2 separate regions of the Homo sapiens genome follow, and region 1 is linked to region 2. Evidence: chromatin contacts called from ENCODE Hi-C or POLR2A ChIA-PET data. All regions are on one chromosome and are shown on one strand. Each heading gives the region's core, a stretch centred on a gene start or an enhancer-like site at or near the end of the contact. The rest is flanking DNA. Distances are from core to core; before and after follow the strand shown. Region 1 holds the start of ADAR (adenosine deaminase RNA specific). Region 2 holds the start of ILF2 (interleukin enhancer binding factor 2).

Region 1 (5,719 bases), core at 3,157-5,656, 940 kb before region 2:
ACTTTGGGAGGCCAAGACCGGCAGATGACGAGGTCAGGAGATCGAGACCATCCTGGCTAACACAGTGAAACCCCGTCTCTAATAAAAATACAAAAAAATAGCCGGGTGTGGTGGCAGGCACCTGTAGTCCCAGCCACTCGGGAGGCTGAGGCAGGAGAATGGCGTGAACCCAGGAGGCGGAGCTTGCAGTGAGCCAAGATTGCACCACTGCACTCCAGCCTGGGTGACAGAGCCAGACTCCATCTCAAAAAAAAAAAAAAAAAAAAAAAAAAACTGAGTAATTTATTACTTTCTTTGATAATATGTTGCAAATTGTTTAGAATACATTCACAGGCAGTACATTTCTGTCCCAGTATCACTGTATGAGCAAATACTGAAGGAGTTTGCAGACATCTGCTTTACAGTAGACAGGAGATAGATGTTCCAATTGGATATAGCCCATGTGTGTAGTAAAGTCTGGTTATAGGAAATTACAGATTAAAAAAGACTGTTGTTGTAAACATGTATCCCTGCACGCAGTAAGGTTAAACAGAAGATCCACAACAAACCAAATTAACAATTACTAAGTCAGACTAACAGTTACTTATAGTTAAAAAGCAAGAATAGCAGGGATTGGAAAACAAAACCAACTCAGGAGCCCTGATAATAGCATGTCCTTTCCTATAGGTGGGGAAGTCTCACCCCCTGAATGCACCTATAGAGCTAGAGCTTGGCACTGCTATGTGGAAGCCAGACTTCTGAGAATACTGAGTTTCTGAGTACTTCATTTTTAGACAGTAACTCTTAATCATTTAGGTGGTTTTTAATAAGTAGACCTAGGTGGTATAGATACATCTGGGGTCATTTCACAGGCCCCTGGGGAGGTGAGCCATTCTTTATAGGAAGAGCTCCTCCCTTGAGAGGACTGACCACCCATGTGTTGGCAGTGCCGTTACGCACGGGGAAGTTACGCACAGGGAAAATGCTCGAAGGGTAGGCACGGATGAATGATGAATTAACAATGGGTGATTTTTATTGTGTTTGCTTGTCTGTATTTTCTGAAATAAACCTATTATTTTTGGTTAATTTTTTTAAAGACTTTCATCCAACTCGTCAAGTTCCTACAATAGAACAGTTAAAAAAAAAAAGACATCATCACCTCACAACCATGGGGGAGTTAAAACAATTACTGAGGGGGAGGAGATGAAACGTTTATGAATAAGACTGTCTGCAGTTACTTGAGCTGCTAAGATTAAATGACAATAGGAGTTGTTGTTCTTTCAAGGCATAAACTGACCTTCTGTTGAGGAAAGTTCACTGCTTTGCCACTGTGTCCTATGTTAGATTAAAAGGGGTGGGGGGAGCAGCGGTGCAGCTTCCCTCGCACAGTAGTTGTGATTAAAGCTTTTCTGGATCATTTCTGAAGAAGGGTAAAGGCTTTCAGATTGTCTTGCCTGAAGACAAGAAAGCAGAGGTAAGATATAACTCCTGTTACTTAAACGGAGGAAAAAAAACATGGGGAAGTGGACTGGAATTGCAACAGCAAGAGTTTGTTGTGGTTCTTGTTTGTTTTTACCTTTTAAATTTGTGAAATACAGCATATATATACAGAAACATGAATAAAACGTAAATGTATAATGAAATTATTGGAAAGCAAACATATGTAGCCACTACCCAAGTCAAGAGCTAGAACATCACCGGTACCCAAAAGATTTCTTCCCAGTCAAAACTCCCACCTTTCTCCCTAGAAGTGATTAACCACAATTTTGTCTTTTTTTTTTTTTTTTTCTTTTTTTTTTTTTTTGAGACGGTGTCTTGCTCTGTCTCCAGGCTGGAGTGCAATGGCACAATCTTGGCTCACTGCAACCTCCGACTCCCTGCTTCAAGCGTTTCTACCACGTCAGCCTCCCCAGTAGCTGGGACTACAGGCACACGCCACCATGCCCAGCTAATTTTTTGTACTTTTAGTAGAGATGGGGTTTCACTATGTTGGCCAGGATGGTCTCGATCCCCTGACCTCGTGATCCGCCCACCTCGGCCTCCCAAAGTGCTGGGATTACAGGCATGAGCCACTGCGCCCGGCCTCATTTTGTCTTTTATGCAGAGCATACTATAGTTTGGTTTTGCCTGGCTTGGGACTTTCTGTAAGTGGGATCATATAGTATACATATGGCTTTTCCCACTCAGTATCATATTTAGATAATTAGCTACCTTGTTGCATGCGTAGATCTTTCATTTTTGTTGCTGTATTGTATTCCATCATGGGCATATGCCACCATTTATCCATTTTACTTTTGATGGACATTTGGGTTGTTTCCAGTTTGGGGGCTATTAATTACAAATAATGCAACCATGAACTTCTTGGGGTTTACCATTACCTTTCTAGATAATGGTAAACTGGTTTCCTGTAGTGACTAAGAGCTGCTCTGCATCCTTGCTGCCACCTGGTCTAATCAGATGGCTAATGCTGTCTGTCTGGTGAATGGACAGTAGCTCACTGTAGCTATACTGTGCATTTCTCTGATGTGATGGGGTTGAGAACCTTTTCATATGTTTGATATTTTTTATCTCCTGTGAAGTTGTCTTTCGATTGTTTTTGCCCATTGTTATACCTACTGAGGGGTCTGTTATTCTTTCAACTAACCAGCCCTCTGAAGGCGAATATAAGGATACAAAACATGCTTCCTGCCCCCGAGGAGATGACTTGACAATTCTAGAGGCAGATATATGAACAAGAAGTACATGATAATTGTGATTACTGAGGCATCCATCTTCCCTAGCAGACTAGCTAAAGGATGGCGCTCTTATTTGTGTCATATCCTGGGTGCTTAACACAGTATCTGCCACATAATTAGGTGCTTAGTAAAGTTTTGTTAAATGATCGAATGGGGCGTTTTTAGCGCAGTGTGCAAGTGCCCTATTAGGGGTAGGCGCCCAGTAACTCGAGAAGCATGGAGTAGGAAACCACAAACAGCACCTGCTCCCCCTCCTCTCCCCCTACCTGCTGTGGGGAAGGCCTCCCTTGTAAATTTGAAAGGTTGATTCACGGGAAGCCGTGGAGGAGGTGCATGCTAGGCCAACGAATAGAATGTGCAAAGGCCCAGAAGGAAGACAGAGCCCAGCCTGCAAGGGAATGTTAATTTGGAGTGACTAACACCATGAAAGGGCATCAGCTGGAGATACTGCTATAAAGGGACTGCCTTGTAATTTCATAAGCATGGGGGTAAAATTAAGATTAAACACAGGGAAAGAACATTCTCACAGGTGAGGATGGTGTTGAACCCTAGAATAATCGTTTCCCAGATACCTTGAACAAAAATCCAGCAGTTAGAGAAGCCTGACCATGAAGCAAATTTGACTTTTGTCCCTCTAGATAACAAAAGTTATCTTTTTGAAAGTAATGGTGTAATTTGAATGAGTGTAGAGAAGCGCTGAAGACTGAGCTTTACTAAAGCCTTCAGACCTGGATTTGGCAGCAGCGTGGCCTTAGTCAAGCCTCGGTTTCTACACCTGCAAAGTGGGAATAATGCCTACCTTGGAGGGCTGTTGTGAAGATTAAGGGAGATAATACATGTAAAGTACTTAACCATTTGCCTGGTGGGGTAGTTTTTATGACCTAGATCCTAAATTGTTCACTGCTGCTGTTGCTACTCTTGGTACTTTTTACTGGCTGGCATCTGCTTGCTTAAGTTTATAACATAGTAGGAGCATTAACAAGGTCCCACGGTGGGGACCTTGGTCGTTTGACGAGATCTGCGCTCCCGCCCATCCCCTCCCCCCCCCCTCCACATTGGAGACGCGGCCACCACCGCGCTGGCGCGGAGAGAGGGAGGACCGGGCGTCATGCTGTTTCTGGCCTGAGGTTTTGTGTGCCTTTGTTTTCCTTTTGCTCTATTCGTGTATTCCTGCCTACGGCCTGTGCGGGGAATTAGGAGCTCAGTACTGAAACGGCGGTTTTCCTAAACAGTACCGGACGGGCGCGGGGGCTGACGCCTGTAATCCCAACACTTTGGGAGGCCGAGGTGGGCGGATCTCTTGAAGCCGGGAGTTCGAGACCACCCTGGCTAACGTGGTGAAACCCTGTTCTTACTAAAAATACAAAAAAAAAAAAAAAAAAAAAGCCAGGAGTGATGGCGCTCGCCTGTAATCCCAGCTACTCCGTAGGCTGAGGCAGGAGAATCGCTTGAACCCGGGGGGCAGAGGTTGCAGTGAGCCGAGATTGCGCCATTGCACTCCAGCCTGGGCAAAAAGAGCGAGACTCCGCCTCAAAAAAAAAAAAAAAAGTACCTTCCGTAGTTCTCATGCAGCGGAGGGGTTCGACTTGTAACCGGCCTGAAACCAAGCGTGGCGCAAGATTTGCTCAAGCCCCTCCTCTTGGCCAAACTTTCCGGAGGGGAAGGCTTTCCGAGGAAACGAAAGCGAAATTGAACCGGAGCCATCTTGGGCCCGGCGCGCAGACCCGCGGAGTTTCCCGTGCCGACGCCCCGGGGCCACTTCCAGTGCGGAGTAGCGGAGGCGTGGGGGCCTCGAGGGGCTGGCGCGGCCCAGCGGTCGGGCCAGGGTCGTGCCGCCGGCGGGTCGGGCCGGGCAATGCCTCGCGGGCGCAATGAATCCGCGGCAGGTAAGCCGGGCCGGCCTTGGACCTTCGCCGCCGTCTGGGTTCGTTTACAACCTCACAGGCTTTGTGTTGCAGTGCGTAGCGTGTGCGTCTTGTGAGTGTTAGAGTGTGTGTGTGTGTGTCGTCTTGCCAAGCAGCATTGCTGGTTTAGGAATTTGTGCGTCTTGTGAGTGTGTGTGTGTGGGTGTGTGTCGTCTTGCCAAGCAGCATTGCTGGTTTAGGAATTTGTGCGTCTTGTGAGAGTGTGTGTGTGTGTGTGTGCGTGTGTGTGTAGTCTTGCCAAGCAGCATTGCTGGTTTAGGAATTTGTGAATTTGTATCCTGCTCATTAATTCTGCAGAATGGAGCAGTGCGTGAAGAGGGCTTGGGGGAAAATGCGCCCCCGTCTGAGTAGGAAGGCCTGAGCCCATGTCAAGGCAGACACATCGTCTCCCTTTCTGCTAGGGCCCCTTGTGGAACCCCCTACCCCCGCTTTAGCCCCACTTGAACAACGTTCGGACTTTGAGCAGCGCACACTATCCTCAGCTCACCTTATCCACCTCCTGAAGGCCTTCTGGGAGTTAAAAATGGCACTTAAGCTGTAGGAGAAAGCTTGTTAACCACTTTATAGCTAAAAACTGGGAAAACACAAATGGCCTTCAGCAGGTTAACAGATAAACTGAAATACATCCACATAATGGGATACTGCTTAGTAGTGAAGAGGAAATACTGTTACAAGTAACAACACGGGTGACTCGCAAGTGCGTTATGCTAAGCACGAGAAGCCAGACTCAAAAGGCTGCATACTGTATGAGTCCATTTATATGACATTCTGGAAAAAAAAAACCACAGTTATAGGGATGGAAAGTGGATCCGTGGGTGCCAGGGACTGGGTATCGTGGAAGAAATTGATTGTTGAGTGGCATGAAAAAGCTTTTTAGGGAAATAGAAATGTTCTATATCTTGATTGTGGTGGCGATTGTCGAAATTCATAGATTTATACACTTAAAAGGATAAATTTTACTGTATCTAAATTATATACCTCAATTTTGTTAAGATATATATATATTTTTTTTTTTTTAAGCACTCCTTTGAAAGGATTAAGGACGCCTAACTTGAAGGAAAAGCATTTCTGCACAGGTGT
Region 2 (6,505 bases), core at 3,162-5,661:
AAATTAGCTGGGCACAGTGGCGGGCGCCTGTAGCCCCAGCTATTCAGGAGGCTGAGGCAGGAGAATGGCTCGAACCTGGGAGGCGGAGCTTGCAGTGAGCCGAGATCGCGCCACTGCACTCCAGCCTGGGTGACAGAGCAAGACTCCGTCTCTTCAAAAAAAAAAAAAAATTAGCCAAGCGTGGTGGCAGGTGCCTGTAATCCCAGCTACTCGGGAGGCTGAGGCAGAATTGCTTGAACCCAGGGGGTTGAGGTTGCAGTGAGCCGAGATCCCACCACTGCACTCCAGCCTGGGCAGCAAGAGTGAAACTCTGTCTCAAAAAAAAAAAAAAAAAAATAGCCGGGCTTGGTGGTGCACACCTGTAATCCCAGCTACTCGGGAGGCTGAGGCACAAGAATCACTTGAACCCAGAAGCAGAGATTGCAGTGAGCCGAGATCACACCACTGCACTCCAGCCTGGGCAACAGAGCAAGACCCTGTCTCAAAAAAAACAATAAATAAATAAATAAATAAATAATAATAAAAGAACTAATAAGATAGTGAGGCCAGGCACAGTGGCTTACGCCTATAGTCCTAGCACGTTGGGAGGCCAAGGCAGGTGGATCACCTAAGGTCAGGAGTTCGAGACCAGCCTGGCCAACGTGGCAAAACCCCGTCTCTACTAAAAATACAAAAATTAGCCGGGCGTGGTGGCAGGTGCCTGTAATCCCAGCTACTTGGGAGGCGGAGGCAGAATTGCTTGAACACAGGAGGCGGAGGTTGCAATGAGCTGAGATCGTACCATTTCACTCCATTTCGAGCAAAACTTCATCTCAAAAAATAATAATAATTAAAAAAATAAGATAGTGAGAAATTATTGGTGTGACAGCATGAAAGTACAGGAAAGTAGAGAAGTAAGCCCAGCAGTAGGGCTGATTTTACCCTGGGGTCATTTGCTGATTTGGAATTAGTGGCAGAAAATAGGTTGTGTGGGGCCGGTGAAGTCCAGGCCGGGTGTGGTGGCTCACACCTGTAATCCCAGCACTTTAGGAGGCCAAGGCGGGAGGATGGCTTGAGCTTAGGAGTTTCAGACCAGCCTGGGCAACAGAGCGAGACCCCATTTCAATTTTTTTAAATTAAAAAAAAGAAAAAGGGCCAGGCACGGTCGCTCATGCCTGTAACCCCAGCACTTTGGGAGGCTGAGATGGATGGATCATGAGATCAGGAGTTCAAGTCCAGCCTGCACAAGATGGTGAGACCCCCCATCTCTACTAAAAATACAAACATTAGCCAGGCGTGGTGGTGCATGCCTGTAAGCCCAGCTACTCGGGAGGCTGAGGCAGGAGAATCACTTGAACCCAGGAGGCAGAGGTTGTAGTGAGCCGAGATTGCGCCACTGCACTCCAGCCTGGGCAATAGGGGGAAACTCACTCTCAAAAAAAAAAAAAAAAAAAGGAGTCCAAATGTCCCCAAAGGTGATAACCTTGGTAAACCACCTTCGTGTTTTGGGCTAGGATCTCAAAAGGCTGCACTCCTAGGGGCAACCTGGGAGTAGAATAAATAGAAAATCTAAGGTCCTGCTTGGTGCCTCACATCTGTAATCCCAGAACTTTGGGAGGCTGAGGTGAGGATCACTAGAGCCCAGGAGTTGGAGACCAGCTTAGGCAACATAGTGAGACCTTATCTCTACCAAAAATTAAAAAATTAGTTGGGTGTGGTGACATATGCCTATAGTCCGAGCTACTCTGGAGGTTGACACAGGAGGATCGCTTGAGCCCAAGAGGTTGAGGCTTCAGTGAGCTGTGTTTATGCCACTGAACTCCAGCCTGGGCAACAGGAGTGAGACCCTGTCTCAAAAATAATAATAATACAGACCCAAAATATTAAAAGACCAAAATTAAGAACCAAATGATAGATTTAATACTATGTTAGACTAAACTGAGGAGCAAGTAATAAATTGGAAGAAAGGACAGCAGAAACTACCTAAAATGAAGAATGGATAAAAAGGAATGAAAAGCATAAAAAGAGAGGGTAAAAGGCCTTTGCAGTGGCTCATGCCTGTAATCCCAGCACTTTGGGAGGCCGAGGTGGGTGGATCACCTGAGGTTGGGAGTTCGAAACTAGCTTGAGCAACATGGAGAAACCCTGTCTCTACTAAAAATACAAAATTATCCAGGCATGGTGGTGCATGCCTGTAATCCCAGCTACTCGGGAGGCTGAGGCAGGAGAATCACTTGGACCTGGGAGGCAGAGTTTGTGAGCCAAGATCACGCATTGCACTCCAGCCTGGGCAACAAGAGCGAAACTCTGTCTCAAAAAAAACAAAAACAAAAACAAAAACAAAAACAAAAACAAAAACAAAACAAAGACTAGCCTTGACAACATATAAAGTACCCCATCTCTACAAAAATAAATAAATAAGTAAGCCCGGGGCCAAAGGAGGTGGCTCACACCTGTAATCCCAGCACTTTAGGAGACAGAGGCAGGAGGATCACCTGAGGTCAGGAGTTTGAGACCAGTCTGGCCAACATGGTGAAACCCCATGTCTACTAAAAATACAAAAATTAGCTGGGCAGGGCCGGGCATGGTGGCTCACGTCTGTAATCCCAGCACTTTGGGAGGCCGAGGCGGGCAGATCACTAGATCAAGAGATGGTGACCATCCTCGCTAACACCGCGAAACCCCGTCTCTACTAAAAATACAAAAAAAAAAAAATTAGCTGGGCGTGGTGGCGGGCGCCTGTAGTCCCAGCTACTCGGGAGGCTGAGGCAGGAGAATCGCTTGAACCGGGGAGGCGGAGGTTGCAGTGAGCTGAAATAGCGCCACTGCACTGCAGCCTGGGAGACTCCATCTCAAAAAAAAAAATAAAATTAGCTCGGAGTGGTGTGGCCTGTGCCTTTGAGTAGTCCCAACTACTAGGGAGGCCGAAATGGGAGAGTCTCTTGAGGCCAGGAGGTTGAGGCTGCAGTGAGCTATGATGGTGCACCACTGCACTCCAGCCTGGGCAACAGAGTGAGACCCTGTGTCTAAATAAAATGAAATAATAGAAGAGAGGGTAAGAGACAAAGAGATTACTGGGGGAAAAGTCTAACCCGTCTTTATTTGGAGTTCAGGAACGAGGGAAATAATAGGTAAAACTAATACTTGAAGAGATAATAGCTGATAAATTTAATAAATGGACGACAAACCTGAAGCCATTGATTCAAGAAGCTCAACAAACCTCAAGTAAGATTTTTTTTTTTTTAAACGGAGTCTCCCTCTATCGCCCAGGCTGGGGTGCAGTGGCGCCATCTCAGCTCACTGCAACCTCCGCCTCCCGGATTCAAGAGATTCTCCTGCCTCAGCCTCCTGAGTAACTGGAATTACAGGCGCCCGCCAGCACGCCGGCTAATTTTTGTATTTTTAGTAGAGACGGAGTTTCACCATGTTGGCCAGGCTGATCTCGAACTCCTGACCTCGGGTGATCCACCCGTCTCGGCCTCCCACAGTGCTGGGTGGCCACAAGCCACCGCACTCGGTCCGCTTTTTGTTTGCTTGTTTTTTAAAAATTAATAATATTTATTTTAATCTGGATGGTGGTTACGTGGCCAGAATACGTTTAGACTTAAGATGTTTACGTTCTGCTGTAGTAAATTAAATATCGAAAAAGTACTTATGGAAGGGAGGTAGGTGAGGGATAAAAGTCTACAAGTTGGGTTCAGTGTATACTGCTCGGGTGATGAGTGCACCAAAATCTCACAAATCACCACTAAAGAATTTATGTAACCAAGCTGGGCGCTGTGGCTCACGCCGGTAATCCCAGCACTTTCGGAAGCTGAGGCGGGTGGATCACCTGTTTCCATGGACATGGAAAACCATGTTTTCCACACTAATTCAATCAATATACTCCTCTCCTATCTAAAACCTGTTTCTCCTGCTTCGAGTTTGTAGACGTGCAGTGTTCATAGTTGCCTAAACTCCCTTTTCCCCATCAACTTCAACTGCTAGTGGCAAAAATAGCTGATATTGGTTGCATTTTTGAGGTAGGAAAATTGGCAAGATATTTTCCTTCACTAAAGAAACGTAGATTACGTATGCCGTACAGGGCAATGAAAAAACTCCGATAGCAGAGGATGGTTTCGATCCATCGACCTCTGGGTTATGGGCCCAGCACGCTTCCGCTGCGCCACTCTGCTATCTAGAACTAAAATTTCTCATGATTGTTATAGAACACTACGTAGTCGTTGTCCTGACTTCTTTAGTGCCACCTAATGTCTGATCAAAAATTCGTCATTACTATAGAACCAGTTCTTATTGGCTAGTTCCTGACACAGTAGGCGTTTTTTATTGGTTCATAAGCCCGGTTTGACAAAGTAAGCCAATAGGCATAAGCGATGGGGTAAGGCGGGAGCCAATCGCACCGGGTTTTATTGGGACACGCCGGCAAGACGCCTCTTCAGTTGTCTGCTACTCAGAGGAAGGGGCGGTTGGTGCGGCCTCCATTGTTCGTGTTTTAAGGCGCCATGAGGTAAGTGGGTCGAAGCGGTCGAAAGGTTTCAGGTATTCGACGGAAAACTTTGTGAACGTGGGCCGAAAGAAGTCGGAGTATCAGAAAGGGCCATGTATCCGGGGGCTGGCCAAAAACCTGAGAACTCCTGGTCTAGGATAGTGGGAGAGATGGAGGCCGGTAGAGGCGGGGAAACTTGGGCCCGGGATGGGGTTCGGGCCCAGGAGTGGGGAGGGGGGTTCGACACCTTTGTCTCTGAAGGGTTGCGATGAGGGGGTGTCCTCAAGCCCCTGGAGGAGCTCCCCACCTTTCCCCCGCCCCCGTCATCCGGGCTGAGAATGCTGGAGCGAGCCGCATTCATCCTCAGTGCGAAGGCCTTGACATTAGGACACGCCCGATAAATGTGTACCTTAGTGAAGAAATGAGCAATCTTTAGCCTCCGAAGTATTAGGATTCGTGTGGCCCAGGATTATGGGTTATTAAGTGTAGGGCTCACTGAGCCCCATCATTACTTGATGGGGGTTGGATTAACTTAGAGGAGGTTATGGGGGTGTAACTGGGCACCATTTGGAATGGGGACAAGTGTAAGTGTGAGTGGGGTCTCTTGCCTACCGTTGGGAGGTTCCGAGGGATGAAAGTAGCCAACCTAAGATGATATGGCCGGTGGGTATTCCTTCAATGAGGTCAAAATAAAATCTGCATTTCTAGGGGTGACAGAGGCCGTGGTCGTGGTGGGCGCTTTGGTTCCAGAGGAGGCCCAGGAGGAGGGTGAGTACCAGCTTTTAGCATCTCTGCACTTGGTTGTTAGTTTCTGCTTGTCATCTAAATAGGAGTTTTAGAGTAGACTAATGTCACTTGGTTTTGCGAGAGCCAACTGTGGTCTTTTCCTGCACTCCTGTTAAATGAATTTGGCCCCACTATGCTAAGAATGATTCTTTCCCTCCCCGGAGACTTTGTCACTCATTCTGAGGACTGACATGTTTTCAAAATTGTTGGCGTGTTATTTACATCTCGCTTGATTCCTACCTAGGGAATAATTTGGCTGTTTTTCATGTTTTAGGTTCAGGCCCTTTGTACCACATATCCCATTTGACTTCTATTTGGTGAGTACCTTGGGTTAATGATACACATTTTCTGGTCACTGTTGAAATGGAGCCCAGTATCTCCCAGTTAATGAAGTTAGATGGTGGTTGAAGAGGGCAGACACAGTGCCTCACGCCTGTAATCTCAGCACTTTGGGAGGCCGAGGCAGATGGATTACCTGAAGGTCAGGAGTTTGAGACTAGCCTGGCCAATATGGTGAAACCCCGTCTCTACTAAAAATAAAAAAGTTGGCTGGGCATGTGTCTAATCCCAGCTACTTGGGAGGCTGAAGCAGGAGAATTGCTTGAACCCGGGACGCGGAGGTTGCAGTGAACCAAGATGGCACCACTACAAAAAAAAAAAGATGGTTGAAATAGGGAGGGAAAGTGATTTGTGAAAAGATTTGGGGTTTTGAGTCAACTGTGTGTTGCTTTACATACAGAAACAGTGTAAGCATGGTGGGGAGAATAATTCCTTGGCTACTGTTGGCATTAAACATGATTATAATCTTTGTTCTGAACAAGTAATTGTATTTATGGTATATCTGTTACTATAAAGATAGTGATAGCTTAAATTATGGCTATTCCAGCTTTTATCCTTGTTTGAACTTTTTATTTTTTTTGAGACAGTCTCACTCTGTCACCCAGGCTGGAGTGCAGTGGTGCAATCTTGGCTCACTGCACTGAACCTGGGAGGCAGAGGAATCAGGACCTCTGCCTCCAGGGTTCAAACGATTCTCCTGCCTCAGCCTCCTGAGTAGTTGGGATTACAGGCACCTGCCACCATGCCCAGCTAATTTTTGTATGTCTGTTTAGTAGAGACGGGGTTTCACCATGTTGCCCAGGCTGATCTTGAACTCCTGACCTCAAGTGATCTGCCCACCTCAGCCTCCCACGGTGCTGGGATTACAGGTGTGCGTGACCCACTGTGCCTGGCCTTTGAATAAATTTTTTTTTT

Evidence for each region. A loop is a pair of places that touch in the nucleus more often than their neighbours do. ChIA-PET counts read pairs that join two places held with the same protein, here RNA polymerase II (POLR2A). Pooled maps may share reads with other maps.
Region 1: a loop to region 2 is called in a map of CD4-positive, alpha-beta memory T cell, with 30 times the contacts of the local background. The contact joins the promoter of ADAR here to the promoter of ILF2 in region 2. A Hi-C loop is called at or near these places in 1 of 168 maps with a recorded cell type or tissue (CD4-positive, alpha-beta memory T cell) and 6 of 50 pooled maps. POLR2A ChIA-PET finds 5 or more read pairs at or near these places in 1 of 52 experiments (HepG2).

What each region holds. Positions count from the first base shown.
Region 1 is chr1:154,606,873-154,612,591 of GRCh38, reverse strand. ADAR (adenosine deaminase RNA specific) reads left to right here and starts at 4,406. Exons shown (of 15, transcript NM_001111.5): 1 at 4,406-4,600. The coding sequence starts at 4,586. RefSeq lists enhancers at 2,307-2,386, 2,470-3,463, 4,133-4,522 and a silencer at 4,523-4,632.
Region 2 is chr1:153,668,899-153,675,403 of GRCh38, reverse strand. It overlaps ILF2 (interleukin enhancer binding factor 2), which reads left to right and starts at 4,411. Exons shown (of 14, transcript NM_004515.4): 1 at 4,411-4,486; 2 at 5,174-5,233; 3 at 5,526-5,568. The coding sequence starts at 4,482. TRX-CAT1-1 (tRNA-iMet (anticodon CAT) 1-1) reads right to left here and starts at 4,154; the gene lies at 4,083-4,154. RefSeq lists enhancers at 3,142-3,191, 3,202-3,281, 3,832-3,971 and a silencer at 4,012-4,391.